2 separate regions of the Mus musculus genome follow, and region 1 is linked to region 2. A link is a loop called in an ENCODE intact Hi-C map of the cell type or tissue named here. Cell type or tissue: gastrocnemius. All regions are shown on one strand.

Evidence for each region. Hi-C counts contacts between places; a loop is a spot of excess contacts. Peaks named below come from ENCODE experiments on the same cell type or tissue, not always from the same donor. Only the 100,000 strongest peaks of a DNase experiment are listed, where the experiment ranks them.
Region 1: it touches region 2 in a loop (2.8-fold over the local background); 11 of 42 quality-filtered maps call a loop at or near these places.

Annotation. Positions count from the first base shown.
Region 1 is chr3:88,697,132-88,705,131 of GRCm38, reverse strand. Khdc4 (KH domain containing 4, pre-mRNA splicing factor) reads right to left here. Exons shown (of 14, transcript NM_028814.4): 8 at 6,223-6,283; 9 at 5,124-5,181; 10 at 4,618-4,871. Among named protein-coding and RNA genes, the nearest start is that of Khdc4, 15 kb to the right of the region's middle. In gastrocnemius, no CTCF peak of the experiment used is centred here; a DNase peak (open chromatin) is centred at 4,706.
Region 2 is chr3:88,310,728-88,318,727 of GRCm38, reverse strand. It overlaps Cct3 (chaperonin containing Tcp1, subunit 3 (gamma)), which reads right to left. Exons shown (of 14, transcript NM_009836.1): 8 at 6,906-7,055; 9 at 5,354-5,486; 10 at 5,091-5,172; 11 at 202-382. Among named protein-coding and RNA genes, the nearest start is that of Glmp, 10 kb to the left of the region's middle. In gastrocnemius, no CTCF peak of the experiment used is centred here; no DNase peak of the experiment used is centred here.

The sequences.
Region 1 (8,000 bases), 390 kb before region 2:
GGTCATCTTGAGATTTCATTCATCAGGCAGGCCCTTTCCATTGATTAGTCCCTAGACCTCACTGAACATCTATGTCTCCTTTAGGGAAATATGCTTTGGAGAAGTGGAAAAAGCATTATCCTTCAAAGTGCAATGTGGGGACTGAGAGGATCGCTGCAAGTGGCACAGCCAGCAGTGAGACAATGTGGGTGAGGGAAGAACGAGCTCGGCAGTTCTCTCTTAGTAGGTCTAGCCCTACTTAGCAGGTTCTGGGCCAACCTTGTGGAATTTGCCCATGGGTGGTTTCTTTTAGCTATACAAATCACAGCACAATTTGGGAAAAAGTTTCCTGACGACGATTAACTCAGACCCATATGTACAATAAAGTTTTAGACATGTTTCCATAGAAACTCTTTGGTAAATACAATGTCTGTGTTAGTGGATTGGCTTAGCCCTGAGATAACATAAAAGTGACTTAAGCTACAGTAAAGTATAAGTGACAGGTCTCATAATGATGGGTTTTATGGGCTGAGAAGCAATGCTCAAGATTTAGAGAGAAAACTCCGGGATAATCAAACATAATATTCTGAGGGATATGTGTCAGACCTGACAGCTAACAAAGGCTCACCAGGTTGTAAACTACCCTCTTTCCCAGCACTCCAGAAGACAGGCTACATATCTCCTGGCTTCTCTAGTGTTATCTGTGTACACATGCACTATTTCCTTCTACAGTGTGATGTAAACTTAGCATAATGAAATATAGCACAGTATGTGGGGATATACATGGGTGCAGCCACATACACCTTTTTAATATTTAAAAATTTGCCAATTAAGTATTCATGGTATTCAATAATAGCTTTATCCTGTAGACTGTAAGATGATTTCAGTAAACTGAGTAATACTTTATAAAAACTTCTTCCTGTTTTCTGGAGACAGGTTTCTCTGTGTTGCCTTGCCTGTCCTGGAACTTACTGTGTAGACCAGGCTGCGCTCATACTGGAGATCTGCCTGCCACTGCCTCCCAAGCACTGGGATTAAAAGTGTGTCACACCACCACCCAACTGTAAGCTTATTAAATCATTTATTTGCTAGTACAAGTTGGACCATTATCATTTTTAGTTGTAATGAGTCATAGAAGGAAAACGTACAATTCCCTATATGACATATTGATATCTTTATAGGAGCCCACCAATATGCGTAGATAAAGGCATTGTGTATGGCTTTAGTAATTTTTTAAAATTATTTTCTTTTTATTTATGAATACACTGTACCAGAAGAGGGCATCAGATTCTATTACATATGGCTGTGAGCCACCATGTGGTTGCTGGTGATTGAACTCAGGACCTCTGGAAGAGTAGTCAGTGCCCTTAACCACTGAGCCATTTCTCCAGCCCAACTTTAGTAAATCTTAATTCAAATTTCTATATACCTGATAATAGAAAAAAATCCTGGACATAGACAGCCATAGATAGTTTCAGATGTCAAGCTAATATCCATTTATTACTAATTATGCACTAGAAGCTTGGACTAAAATAATGCCGGTACACTATACAGCAGAGTGGCTGTAACAAAGAGGCTTTGCTGAAGTCTACTGATCACCTCCCTCACCAGAATCTGATCATCTATCAGGCAGATGAAGGGCCAGGACGAAAGTGAAAAACATAAAGCATTAACAATGGTCATTCATTTTTAAAGATTTAAACTTCTGGCTTTATTAAATTAAGATCTGGGATTTTTACTGGGCAGTGGTGGTGAATGCATTTAATTCCAGCATTTGGGAGGTATATGTACAGGGATCTCTGAGTTCGAGGCCAGCCTGGTCTACAAAGTGAACTCCAGGACAGCTCAGGCTACACAGAGAAACCCTGTCTTCAATTCCCCTGCCCCTAAACTCGAGAGTTTCAAAATTAAGGACATTTTAATTTTGAGCTCAAAAAGATCTTTTTACTAGGTGACAGGTTTTTTAGAAGTACCTGAGAAATAATCATAGGTCCTTAAGGAGAAAATGATTGAGCTTTCTATGCAAGCATTAAAGTATATATCCAGATGATAGGGTAAATGAAATAAAAGTGTAAAAAATGTCAAGGCCTAACAGTTTCATGGAGGAAGAATTTGTTGGAAAGCTTACATGGTTGGTGTAACAGATTTTAGCCTGTACTAAAAAGTTATTTTAGGAGAAAATGTTCAAATAATAAAATTTCTACTGAATGCTTACCCCCTTTGGCCTCCAAAGGAATTTGAGAAATGTATTACTTTTAGATTTTAATTTACTCTTTTTTAAAATTTTCATCTTAAGCCTATTTACATTTTTATCATTAAAGATTTTATTTCCTAAAAATATGAATTTTAAAAATAAAATCTTAGTAATAAATATAAAATTTCTCATTTTGTTAAGGCTGGTGCTGTTCAACTGACAAAGCTATAGTTAGTTTGCATTAACCATAAACAGTTAAAATGTCACATGAAACATTATTTCTGAGGATTTTTGAGGACCATCTCTTAACTGTCCCTGACTTCGTTTCTTGCTTTTAATTAAGCTCATGATTGTAGAAGTCAAAGTAAAACAGCTATATTTTGATGGCTGTAAGCATAGTTCTGAGCACAGTGAAACGTTTGAGCATTTGTAAGGTCTCTTACCTTGCATGCCTTAACTATCTTTAACAGTCTACAACAAGTCACAAATTTAAACACAATCAATCTTTGAAGAAAAATTTCCAGATGGCAATTATCACAATAAAGCTTTGGGTTCTACTGACTCAAGAGCATTGCTCAGGATTTGGGGGGTTCAAGTGAAGACTGGCTCCATCAAATAGCATTAGGTATTAGGTAGTAACACTTTCATTCACAGCCTTCTGGATAGAAAACAGGCAACATGCATATTCCTCCCACTGAAGAGGAAAGCCTGCTTGTTTAACAATCCTGGTTTCTGCAGACTGCACTCTACAACTGTTTGGAGTGGCACACTCAAAGCTTTAAATCCAGGACTCAGAGGCAGAAGTAGACTGATCTCCGTGAGTTTAAGACCAACTTGGTCTACAAAAAAAAAAAAAAAGTCCCAGGATAGTCACAGCTCCTACAGCATCCTGTATGCACATAGGAAATCCTACCCTTGAGCCCGATACACAGATCAGAAGAGGTTGACAATACCCTGGAACTGGAATTACAGGAGGCTGTGGAAGCCTAATTAATATGGGTCTGGGAACCAACACCAGGTCCTCTGCAAGAACTGAAAGCCATCTCTCATGCCTCGAGCTGTTTGGTTTTGTTTTGGTTTTTGTAGTGTTTTTTGGCATGCAGTCTCTTGCTAACCTGAAACTCCCAAATCAAGCTAAACTGTCGAGAGGGCCCAGGATCAACCTGTCTCTGTCTTCCACCATTAATACCATAAACACATGCCACCACACCCAGATTTACTTTTTTTTTTTTTTAATTTTTTAATTTTTGAGGCAGAGTTTCACTATGTAGCCTTTGCTACAAGTGCTGGGACTAAAGGTATGGACTACCATGCCCAGTCCTACATCCAGATTTTTTTTAAATTTGGGTGCAAACTTAAGTCTTCATACTTCATTGATAGGTACTTGACAGTCCCTGAAATGTTTACTGCTGAGAATAGAGCGCTCAGAGCTGAGCAGTGTCAGATGTGTCATTCTAGCACGTGGGAGGTGAAGACAGGAATTTCAGGCATTTAAGGTCAGCATGGATTATATAAGAACACTTCAAATAACAAAATCATAAAGTGTCCCCAGGGGGAAAGGCACTTGTCACCACATCTGATGACCTAAGTTTGACTCTGGAACTTGGTCTGGAGCTCATATGACTGAAGGAGAGAAAGAACCCACTTCTACTCTTGTACATTGTTCTGTGACCTCCTCACCTACATGGTGGCATACATACGCACATCAATCCATATAATAAAAAATAAACATGAGCTAGAGATGGCTCAATGGTTCAGAGCACTTGGTGCTCTTTCAGTGACCCCATGTTTAGTTTCCAGAAACTACAACTAAAATCAACTCCATATTTAGGGGATCTGACCCCTCTTATACCTACCACAGCACAGATAAACATGTGGTGCATACATGTGTGTGTATGTATGTATGTACACATGTATGTATATGTGTACGTGTACATACATATACACACAAATATACATTAAAAAGAGAAGACCTGTTCAGTTCCAATGACTAAGAGATGTGTGCTGTATGCCGTCCTCTTTGCCTTTGAGAACCTTAGACCACAAAGCTAAGAACAGGGAACTAACACTAACTTGCCACTCACATCATAATTAAAGAATACAATCACATTCATTAGGTGTTTTCTACAGCTTTTTTACAACAACAAGAGTACTATGACAGAGGCTGTAGACCCCCACAGTCTAGACCATTTGTCATTGAGTGCTTTATAGAAAGTCTGCCAATGTCCCCACTTGATATAGCTAATTAGGGATAAGACATGTGAAACCAATTAAAATCTGTGGAAATGAGAGGACATATTATCCCAATGTCCTCAGTGAGTTAGTATAAGGACACAGAAGGCAGCAGGGCAAAAAGACAGAATAGGACTAATGTCTAGGAAGCACCCTTCCCTCAGTTTTTTCCTAAGTTCAGCAATAGCATATTACATATCCCGGCATCCTACCTGTCCAGTGCTGGCTGGAGGTTGCACTTGTGTTATCGGATACTGTGTTGGCACAGGTGGGACCCCAGTAGGTAATGCTGGCAAGACTCCAGGTGCCAATGAAACAGCTGGTGGCACTATGCTTGGTACTCCGTAGGGAGGCTGAACTGGCTGCTGAGGAGGGGGAACAACAGGGTAACCAGACTGATAGCCATTGGATGGATAATATGGTGGTTGAGGAGGGATACTACTTATAGCAGAGGGTTGTGTATAGCCTGAGGGGGGAAGAAAAAAAGCGTTTAATCAGCTGCAGCAGAATGAAACATTTTACCTGATTATTAAACAACACCTAGGAAGATAAACACCACGGTTAAGAATGGCTTTCCTAATTACCCTAAGCTGAAAGGACCACCACCAGTTCCCTGGCACAAGTAGTCTAGCCTCACTGATCACACTTAACCGTAATTATCAGTACCTTAATTATCAGTAACGTAATTATCAGTATCAACATTTCAAGCCATACACACCTGGTAATGGTACAGCAGTATTAATTTGATTCACAAATCTAGAATACTCAGCATGAACCTAGAAAAATGGGCAAAACACAGTTAATAAAGACCAGTCCCAAGTGACAGATTTCTGCTGATACCCTGATTCAATGAGTTAAAGGGACTACTAAGCTGTATGTAAATTCTACACATCAGCAGGAAGCACAATTCTAAACAACCAAACTACTCAATCTGGAGCACAAAGTCATTCCAAGACCCACAGCCCAACATTAAGACGAGGCTGGGGAATCCTGTGGAAAAGGGGAAGGACTGGAAGGAGGCAAGGGGCCAAAGAGACTACAAGGAAACCTACAGGATGCATCACAGAGACTGAACTGCCAACTAGAGCACATGGATGGATGGATATGTGTATCACTTGTTCAGCTGGGTCCTCATGTAGGAAAAGCAGTCTGTCTCCGACTACACTACTTGCCTTTAGACCCTTTTCCCCTATCTGGGCTCCACTGTCTGCCTCAGTAGTAGATGCCCCTAGTGTTCCTGAAACTTGGTATTCCAAGGCTGGCTGATATCCATGGGAAGGGAGGGGAGGGGAGGGGAGAAGCTTTGATCAGAATATACATAATTTAGTAATAATAATAGAAAATATACTAAAGGTTGCCTATAGCCAATCTTAGAGAGGCATTTTCTCAACTGAGGCTTGCTCTCTCTGATGACCCTAGATTATGTCAAGTTCATATGCAATTAGCCACAGTCAGCATTACTGCATGTAATGTTGATCTACTCTCTCACATCATGTGTTGCAGAGAGCTCACTGAAGCTAATACAATTATAACATATCTTTTTGTTTTGTTTTGCTTTGTTTTGTTTTTGAGACAAGCTTTCTCTGTGTAGCCTTGGCTGTCCTGGAACTCATTCTGTAGACCAGGCTGGCTTCGAACTCAGAGATCCGACTGCCTCTGCCTCCGGAGTGCTGTGATTAAAGGCGTGTACCACCATTGCCCAGCCTATATCTTAATTTACTTTTTAAAGGCCATGTCAAAGTCCAGTCCAGTTATAGGTCACTGCTAGATTACACGGCTGTATACCTAGACCCTGGTTTCAACCCCAGCAAACTCACTGTTTGTAAGAGATTCTCGCAGAGCTTCTTGGCAGCAGCCAGGCCTTCAGGTTTGGGATGACTACAAATAAGAATAAACCACAAAATCAAAAGAGCAAAGTCAGAGTCTTATTTTATGCTAATGTACACACTTACTTTGGTATATTCATTACAGTTCAAATCTAGCACTCTGAAATCATTTAAATGGGAACATAAGATAGGCCAGCTTTGTTTTTGTGGCTGAGACAGGGTATCAATCACTATGTAGCTCTGGCTATCCTAGAAATGTGTAAATTAGGCTGGCCTCAAACACAAAGATCCACCTGCCTGTCTCCCCATTTGCTAGGATAAAAGGGATTTGTCATTCCCTACCCAATCCCCACTAGCAACATAAGTCTTTTAGGTTAAAACTAATATACCACTGCTACAAATATTTCATAGCACCAATTCTCTGGATAATGCTTCTTTTGACATAAAGAGACAATGGGAGTACTGGAGAAATGGTTCAGCAATTAAGAGCAGTTATTGCTCTTCCAGGGGAAGATTTGATTCCCACCACCTAGATGGTACCTTAAAACCACCCCTAACTCCAGTCACAGGTGACTCAGTGTCCTCTTCTGGCCGCTTCCTACACACAGTATACACACACAGTTTACATACATATGTGGTGGCAAACATTTAAACACATACAAATAAAACAAAGAGAGGAGGAAGTAGAGAGAAACTAATGCTGGTGCCACTTGTAATCTCAGCACATGGGGGTAGAGACAAGAAGATCAGAAATTCAAGGTCACCCTGGACTACACAATGAATTCAAGATCACTATAGTCTATAAGAGACCCTGTCCAAAAACTCAAACAAAATACCATAAGCCAGGTGTGGTGATAGATGCCTTTAGCCTAGCACTCAGGAGACAGATGCAGGTGGATCTCTGAATTTGAGGCCAGCCAGAGAGCCTGTCTTGAAAATACTATTCCCCCACCCCCACCCCCTTCATCCCCAGCAAACACAGCAACATCAGGTTTAAATCAGTGTCATAGGCATGGTCTGAGGGGTAGAACAGCAAGAGTGCTTGCCTCACTTATGGAATCCCTAGATTCAAACCTCAGGACCACACTTAATAATCATAGACTAAAACAACCTAAAGACTTGAATGCTAAAGCCACAACTAGCTCTTCTAATGCAGCCTTTAAAATTTCATTGTTAAAATGCTTTCCCCTTATTTGTACTTTATGTACATAGGTATTTTGCCACTGTGTATTAAATGGGCCCAAGGGGGAAAAAGTGGATGTTGGATGGCCTGGGTCTGGAGTTACAGACTGGTTTAATGCCATTTGAGTGTTGGAAATACAACTCATGTCCTCTGAAATAATAGCAAATGCTCACTGCTGGGAAACCATCTCCCCAGCTCCTATAACTCATATTACCCTCCCTATGTTTCTTAATTCCTCATGTAGGTTTTAGGTTGTTTTTTTTTTTCAGGTAGTCTCAAGAGACCTATGCAGGCCTCATAATCATTATGAACACAAGGACAACTGTAGTGACAACTCTGGAATTATGGGCTCTTTAAAAAACACAGAAATATTATAAAAATGTGTTTTGGTTTAATCCCAGGTGTGGGGATACAGGGCTTCTTCGGACAGTCTGAAGCAACTGACTGACTTGCCTCGTGCTCTAGCAGAGGCTTGGTTTTGCCAGTTGTCGACATTTTCTGTGACTGTGAGATTTAGAACTCTGAGAACTTTTCAGAGGGTAAATAAATTCGAGAGCCCTGACAGGCAGGGGGCGGTGGTTGTTGG
Region 2 (8,000 bases):
ATTGGCCTCTTCACCATGACTGATTCTGCTCCTTCACACGTCTGTGTAGACATGCAGCTACAGGCCAATGAGCATGGACTGAAAATAAAACTGCTAAACTACATCTTTTCCTTTTAAAGTCGACACATTAAATTTCTTAAGCTGACAATTCTAGGATGGAACAATGTCCTCCCCTTGGTCACACTGCCAAGGCTCACTCACCGAGAGTATCTCTTTGCTGGCTCCTCTAAGAAGAATGGTGCAGGCCTTTGGGTCTTTGCAGTCAGTGATGAATGTAAAGTACTCATCTCCAATCTTCTTGATTTCCAATAAGCCTGCCCCTGTACCAACATCATCTTCTCTCAGTTCCTCAGGTCGGCTGACTATCCGTGCCCCACAGGCTCTATTGAGTGGAAAGATGGAGGATGTGACTTCAGATGCTTTTACTCATCTAGTGGTCCACAGTCTGTGGTTAGAGTAGACTAAAATACATTATTAGAATCACTGAGAGGTCTGAACTGACTGGTAGGAAAGTTATAAATGCATACAGGCCAAGTTTCTGAAATTTGGCTTTAGTAATGAAACACATGCACAGGCACACAGCAACCAGTCATAGCTGAATTCAAGTGTAATTTTTAGATAATAAAATCTGGATAACGAATTCCCACACATAACTCAGTTGAGTCTGAACACCAATAAGTCGAATTATACCAAACAGGGCCATGGGATGGTTCAGCAGGTAGTAAGTACCATGCTTGCCACACAAGCCTGAAGTACTGAGTTCAATACGTATGTAGTGGTTTGAACAGGTTTGGCCTCCATACTCATGTGTCTGAATCCTTGGCCTGAAGGGAGTGATAGTATTAGTGGTGTGTGTCCTTGTTGGAATAGCTGTATTCTTTTTTTGTTTGTTTTGTATTTTGAGACAGGGTTTCTCTGTGTAGCCCTGGCTGTCCTGAACCTCACTTTGTAGATCAAGCTAGCCTCGAACTCAGAAATCCGCCTGCCTCTGCCTCCCAAGTGCTGGGATTGAAGACTTGCGCCACCACGCCTGGTGGAATAGCTGTATTCTTTTTCTTTTTTTTTTTAAATCTTTAGTTTGTTTTATTTCTTTTTTTTTTTTAGAATTAATTTTTTTATTAGGTATTTTCCTCATTTACATTTCCAATGCTATCCAAAAAGTTCCCAATACACTCCCCCCCCCCACTCCCACTTTTTGGCCCTGGCGTTCCCCTGTACTGGGGCATATAAAGTTTGCAAGTCCAATGGGCCTCTCCAGTGATGGCCGACTAGGCCATCTTTTGATACATGGAATAGCTGTATTCTTATTGGAAGAAGTGTGTCACTGTGGGGGTGGGCTTTACAGAGGAGTCCCCTCCTAGCTGCCTTCAGAAGTCAGTCTCCTTCTGGCTGCTTTTGGGTCAAGATGTAGAATACACAGCTCCTTCTCCCAAGACTCTGCCGTTCTTCCCACCATGATAATAATGAATTGAACCTCTGAAATTTTAAGCCACCCCCAATTAAATGTTGTCCTTTATATAAGGTATCTTGATCATGGTAACTCTTCACAGCAATAAAATTCTAAGACAACCCAAAGAAAAAGTAGCAGGCACTCCAGAAAGTCATCATCTAACCTCTGTGTACACTGCGGCACATGCATGTACCCCCTGTGTATCACAGAAAGTGTAATAAAAAACAGACTATACTAAAAGATTCCATAGTCAAGCAAGCAAGAATCTGAGAATAATTTGAGGCACACATCTACAATTCTAGCATGGGAGGCTGAAGCAGGAGGATTATGAATTTAAGTACAGCTTTGAATTCCAGACAGTCTAGATTATAAACATGACCCACTAATAAATGTTAAACTTTTCTTTGGGATAGTCTCATTTAATCCAGTTTGGTTTCCAACTTCTCACCCTGCTCCCTCTACCTCCCAAGTCACATATGTACACTAGTACCAAGAAGGTTTTATTCTGGGCTGGAGAGATGGCTCAACTCAGGACCTCTGGTCCCGAGTTCAATTCCCAGCAACCACAAGGTGGCTCACAACCATCTGTAATAGGATCAGATGCCCTTTTCTGGAGTATCTGAAGACAGCTACAGTATACTCATATAAAATAAATAAATCTTAAAAAACAAAAAACAAAACTTGGGAGGCAGAGGCAGGCGGATCTCTGAGTCCGAGGTCAGCCTGGTCTACAAAGTGAGTTCCAGGACAGCCAAGGCTACACAGAGAAACCCTGTCTCGAAAAAAAAAAAAAGAAGGTTTTATTCCCTCCTCCTCCTATTTTTTGTTTATCAAGACCAAATCTCTCTATGTAGTCTTGGGTATCCTGGAGTTTACTATGTAGATGGTATACTAGGCTCACAGAGATCTGTCTGCCTCTGTCTGTGTTGGAATTGAAGGCCTAAGGCACTACACCCAGCTCAGGATAGCATTTCTTTTTTCTTGTCTTTTGAGACAGGATTCCTATGTAGCCTTGGCTGCTCTGGAACTCACTTTGTATAGCAAGCCAACCTTACACTCAAGAAAGTCACCCTTCTTTGTCTCCCTAGCACTGGGATTAAAGGTACCACTACCCAGCTTATATGGATACCTAGTGTCACCCTTCATGCAAACTTGTGGGAACCAGGAGAAAAACTAAGCATACATATGCATGTCTAGAACCATTCTGGAGCAAGCATAGAACTCACTTGAATTGAGCTAAGTGCCTGATAGGTGACAGAGTTGGGATCTCAAGTATCTCCCAAAGCTCCGCATTCTAGTGTCTTGTTCCCATTGGCAGTTCTACTGGAGTGATAAAGTCTTTTGATTTTGGACCAATAGAAAGGTTTTCAGGACTAAAATCAACCAACAAAAGACTATAACCTCCCCAACTGTGAGCCAAAATAAACCTTTCTCAAGTATTTGTTTAGTGATGAGAATTAACCCAAAAGGTTAGCTTTTTATTTACATTTATTTTGTGTATGTAAGGTAGACAACTTATGGGGATCAATTCTATTCACCATGTGGGTCCCAGGGATCAAACTCAGGCTTAAAGCAGGTACCCAACTGAGCCATCAGACCTCCCCATCCCCCCTTTTTTTGAGACAGTCTTATTCAGTTGTAAAAGGTGACCTGGAAGTAATTTGCACAGGTTGACTTCAAACTAAAAGTAATCAATCCTCTTCCCTTAGTCTCCTACAGTGCTGAGATTTTGAGTCCTGAGTGGTTGTTTTGTTTTGAGATGCCTCATGTTGCTCAGGCTATCTGGAACTCCCTATGTACTGAAAATAACCTTCAGCTGTTGATAGCCTCTTACTTTGGTCTACACAGTGATGGAATGACAGGTTCGTACCACTAAGCCACCTTAAGGAAAGATAAAGTATATACACATACACCACACTACTACAGACACACATGAACAACCAGGGCGCACACGTGGAAAGCAGAGGCTAACTTTGTGGAGTCTGTTCTCTCCCTCCACCCTTACAAAGAATCTGGGGATCAAATTCTGTCCTTTAGGCTTTTATGGCAAGTTGGCAAGTACTTCTCTTTACCAGGAGTCACTTTTGAATGCCCAAACCCACCAGAGCTTTAACTTTTATTTCAGGCTGCCTTTAATTCACTAAGCAGTAAAAGCTGGCCTCAGGCTCACGAAGATCCTCCTGCCCTAGGATTATAGGTGCCGATGAGTGCTGGGATTATAGGTACACACCATCACAATGGTTTCTCACGGATCCTCTACAACAGCAATTAGAGTAACTACAGCCCCTCTAGCAACTTTTTTTTTTAAAAAAGAATTACATTTAGTTGTAACTAATTATGTGTAGTAGTGGCACACGTGTGTGAGTTGGAGGTTCTCTACTTCTATATTAATCCCAGCGATTGAATTCAGGTGGTCAAGCTTGGAGGCAAATGTCTCTTTACCCTGAGCCATTTCAACTACTCCTATTATCCAGTTTTGTATTTTGGGCTTTTTGAGACAGGGTTTCTTTTTATAGCCCTGGCTATCTTGGAACTTGCTCTAGGCCAGGCTGATTTTAAAATCAGTCTGCCTTTACCTCCTAAGGGTTGGGATCAAAGGTACATGTCACCACATCCAGTGTCAATATTTTTCTTTTAAATAAAATTTACTTATTTGTTTTTTAATGTACGAGTGGTGCTTGCATTTATGCCTGCATGCCAGAGGAGGCTATCAGATCCCACTACAGATGACTGTGAGTCACCATGTGGTTGCTGGGAATTGAACGCAGGACCTCTCTGGAAGAGCATTCAGTGCTCTTAACCATCTATCTCTCCAGCCCCAAGTCTCTACTTTTTTAGTAAAAAAGTTTTATTGGTTTTTTTTTTTTTTTGACAGTTTCTGGCCTAGAACTCACTATGTAGATCAGGCTGGCCTCAAACTCAAATAGTTCATCTTTGCCTCCAAAAGTGCAATCACCATGGCCAGCTGTAAAAAGATGGGGAACTGTCCAAAAAGATAGCTCAATGGTCAAGAGTATTCTTCTGGAGGACAGTAGTTCACTCCCAGCACCTACATTATTTGTTTTACAAATGCCTGTTAACTACTTGATCACTTGCAGTCAGACAAAATTTTAAGGCAAGGTCTCACATAGCCCCGACTGGCTTCTAAAGATCACTTGTGAACAGATTCTCCTACCTTTATGATCCTAGTGTTGGATTTATAGGCACGAGAAACAGATACCCTGAAGGTAGACATCTGTGTACTGAAATTTACAGAGGTGGATCCATTAGCAGAGATCTAATGCTTCTGCTATATTATATTCTGAGCCAGTTAGATTACCACCAGCCTTGACTGGTAAAACAACTGTAAGCCTAGAACTAGAACTGGAGAGGCTGGAGGACTGCTGCAAATTCAAGGTCAGCCTGGTCTGCAGAATGATGCAGGTCACTGAGGGATACAGAGCAAGAGCTTTTCGAAAGAAAGAAAGAAAGAAAGAAAGAAAGAAAGAAAGAGAGAGATATTACTTTTACCACTGAGCCAAAAGTTCTGAGGGAAGAGAGCCTTTGGACAAGCAGTTCCTGCATCCAGAACTATTTCAGGCAATGAATATACTATGAAGCTAAAATAAAATTAAAAATTACCTTTAGCTGGTTTACTTACCTAGCAATGCGATTATTGTCTGTTTTCCGGACTCTACGAATGGCTGTGACATTGGCCCGCATGAGGTAGTGCTGAGCTAAATCTGAAATTTAAGAGTGGACGTGTCAGCTAGACACCCAAACTAATGGCCTCTGAACTGGTTTTATCCCCAAAGTATTTAAAACATCACACAGCTGTCTTTGCCAACCCAAGAGACAAAACCAAACCCCACCACTCACCCTCTTCTACCTCAGCGGCAGGCTTGAGAACTGACAGCGCCCTACCTGAGATGCCCTTCTCTGTGATGACCACGTCAGGCTTCAGCTGGATGATGTCCTCACACAGCTGATGGATGTACTCCTCCTCCATCTGCAGGATCCGCGTGAAGTCCTCCTCCCGGGTAATCTCGATGTCGGTCTGTGGAGGAAGAGAAGGCACCGACTGAAGCTGGCGGCGAGAGGCTCAGCAGTCAGGAGCACTCAGCTGCCTGCAATTCCAGCTCCAGGGAATCCAACTAAAGTTGTGCTCAGACACACAAGGTTGTTCCTGCAGACTTCCGCATGCACGTCTAGGCACACACACAGTAACATAACTTAAAAATGAAAATAAAAATCCCCAGGCTGATGTCATCCCAGTCACTGTACTCCCTCCGTAAAGCCCTCTCATGTTCTCCAGAAAATGTGAATCTGAGTGTCAAAACTTCACGTCTGTTTCACACATCTGAGCTGGACCTTTTGTCTTACTAGTTAGTATGCATGAATAATTTAGATCTTAATTTCTTGATACCACTGGCTTTTTTTAGGGTCTTTCTCTACCCAGGCTGATCTCATTTTTAGCCCCATAAGTGTTGGGATTACACGTGTAAGCAACCATTTCCACCTGAATTCTGGTTCCCAAACATTTTTAATAGGATCCATTGGCTTAGGACATAAAAGTCCTTACACTCTGTAAAGTTAAAGGAACTGAGAGACTGTAGGTGCTGCTGCATTGGAAAAGGTGGGTCACACCCATAATCCCAGCACCCAGGAGGCAGAGGCAGACAGATTGCTAGCCTAGACACAGCTGAGTTCTAGACCACCCAGGCTACATACACAGGAACACTATCTAAACCTTCCTAAACCTGAAAAATAAGATCTTCAAACTGAAGTCAAAGGAGCTCGGTTTGATATGCCAAAGTCAAACATTGAGAAAAGTGAATAAATACATTGTCCAGGTTGGTTGTGAATCAAGTGGTCTTCCTGCCTCAATCCACCCACACAGACAGGACCATGTCTATACCCACACGGCTCAATAAATGCAGGAGGGATTTACTTAAGTTTTTGTCACTCTTTTCCTTCAGTCCTGGGTTTCAGACTCTTTACTTGGAAAACAAAGTAACATCAAACTATTTTCAAGAAAGGATGGTAAATGGCAACACCTAAGTGACTTTATTGTCACTTGTCCATATTAGTAGTCAGAGTCCACTTGAAAAAACAGGCTGGGAAGCCAGGGGTAGTGTATTTTCTGTGGATAAGATCCACAGAAATTCACTGTCTTGAAAGGATCTACTTTGGGGGCTGGAGAAATGGCTCAGAGGTTAAGAGCACTGGCTGTTCTCTAGGTCCTAAGTTCAATTCCCAGCAAGCACATGGTGGCCCACAACTATCTGTAATGGGATCCAATGTCCTCTTCTGGGCACATGTATTTTAATCCCAGCACTTGGGAGACAGAGGCAGGTGGATAGTCTGAGATCAGCCTGGTCTACATGGTGAGTTCCAGAACAGTCAGGGCTACGTAAAGAGAACCTGTCTGTCTCAAAAACAAAAACAAAAAAACCCAAAAGGCTGGGAATCTTACCTGGCTTTCTCCTTTCTTGTACTCCAAAGAAGAATCCAATAGCACAATTCGAGGATTCTTAATATAGCGGCGCATCCTTGGATGGGTCACATCCTTGTTAATCATAACTCCACGTAAGACACATGAGTCTTCAATGATGCCCCCGGGTATCTGAGCAAAGGGAGATTTACTTTAATACATAACCAAGACACAGTAACTGGAACTGATGATACAGCACTTGCTTCCCCGTGTACAAGCCAAATCCATCTCAAGCCTATCCCCATATATACCTCTTTCCCAAATGACTACTCTTTCAGAAGTCCAAGGAAGCTTCTTCCATGAAGCTCAAAAACAAAATAATTAAATAGACAAGTAACAGGCTTTATATTAGTTCTAGGGCAGCCTGAGCACCAGTGAGTTCTGGGTCCTTTAGGATACAGTGAGAACCAAAACAATGGCTGCAAATATTTTCTTGGTTTTGTTTTGAGACATAATCTCTCTAGGTAGCTGTGGCTATCCTTGAACTCACAAAGATCCACCAAATACTGGGATTAAAGTTGTTCACCACCAAGCTTGGCTGCAAATGTTTGACTCCTTAAGGAAGTATGATAATCTTGGGCCATGACACTCAACCTGAAGGATGAGATCCACAGAAATTCACTGTCTTGAAAGGATCTACTTTGGGGGCTGGAGAGATGGCTCAAAGGTTAAGAGCACTGGCTGTTCTTCTCAAGGTCCTAAGTTCAATTCCCAGCAAGCACATGGTGGCCCACAACCATCTGTAATGGGATCCAATGTCCTCTTCTGGTGTGTCTGAAGATAACGATGGTGTACTCATATACATATAATAAATACATCTTTAAAAACATGGAAGGATCTACTTCATCATTAGGATACTCACACAGATTTTAGACTTAGGCTCTAAGATATTACACTAGCTACTACGCTTACACTCTGATCTTAAATTTAGTAAACAATAAGAAAGCTTCTGTAAACCAAGCTGGTTAAGAGCACTGACTGCTCTTCCAGAGGTCCTGAGTTCAATTCTCAGCAACCACATGGTGGCTCACAACCATCTGTAATGAGATCTGATGCCCTCTTCTGGTGTGTCTGAAG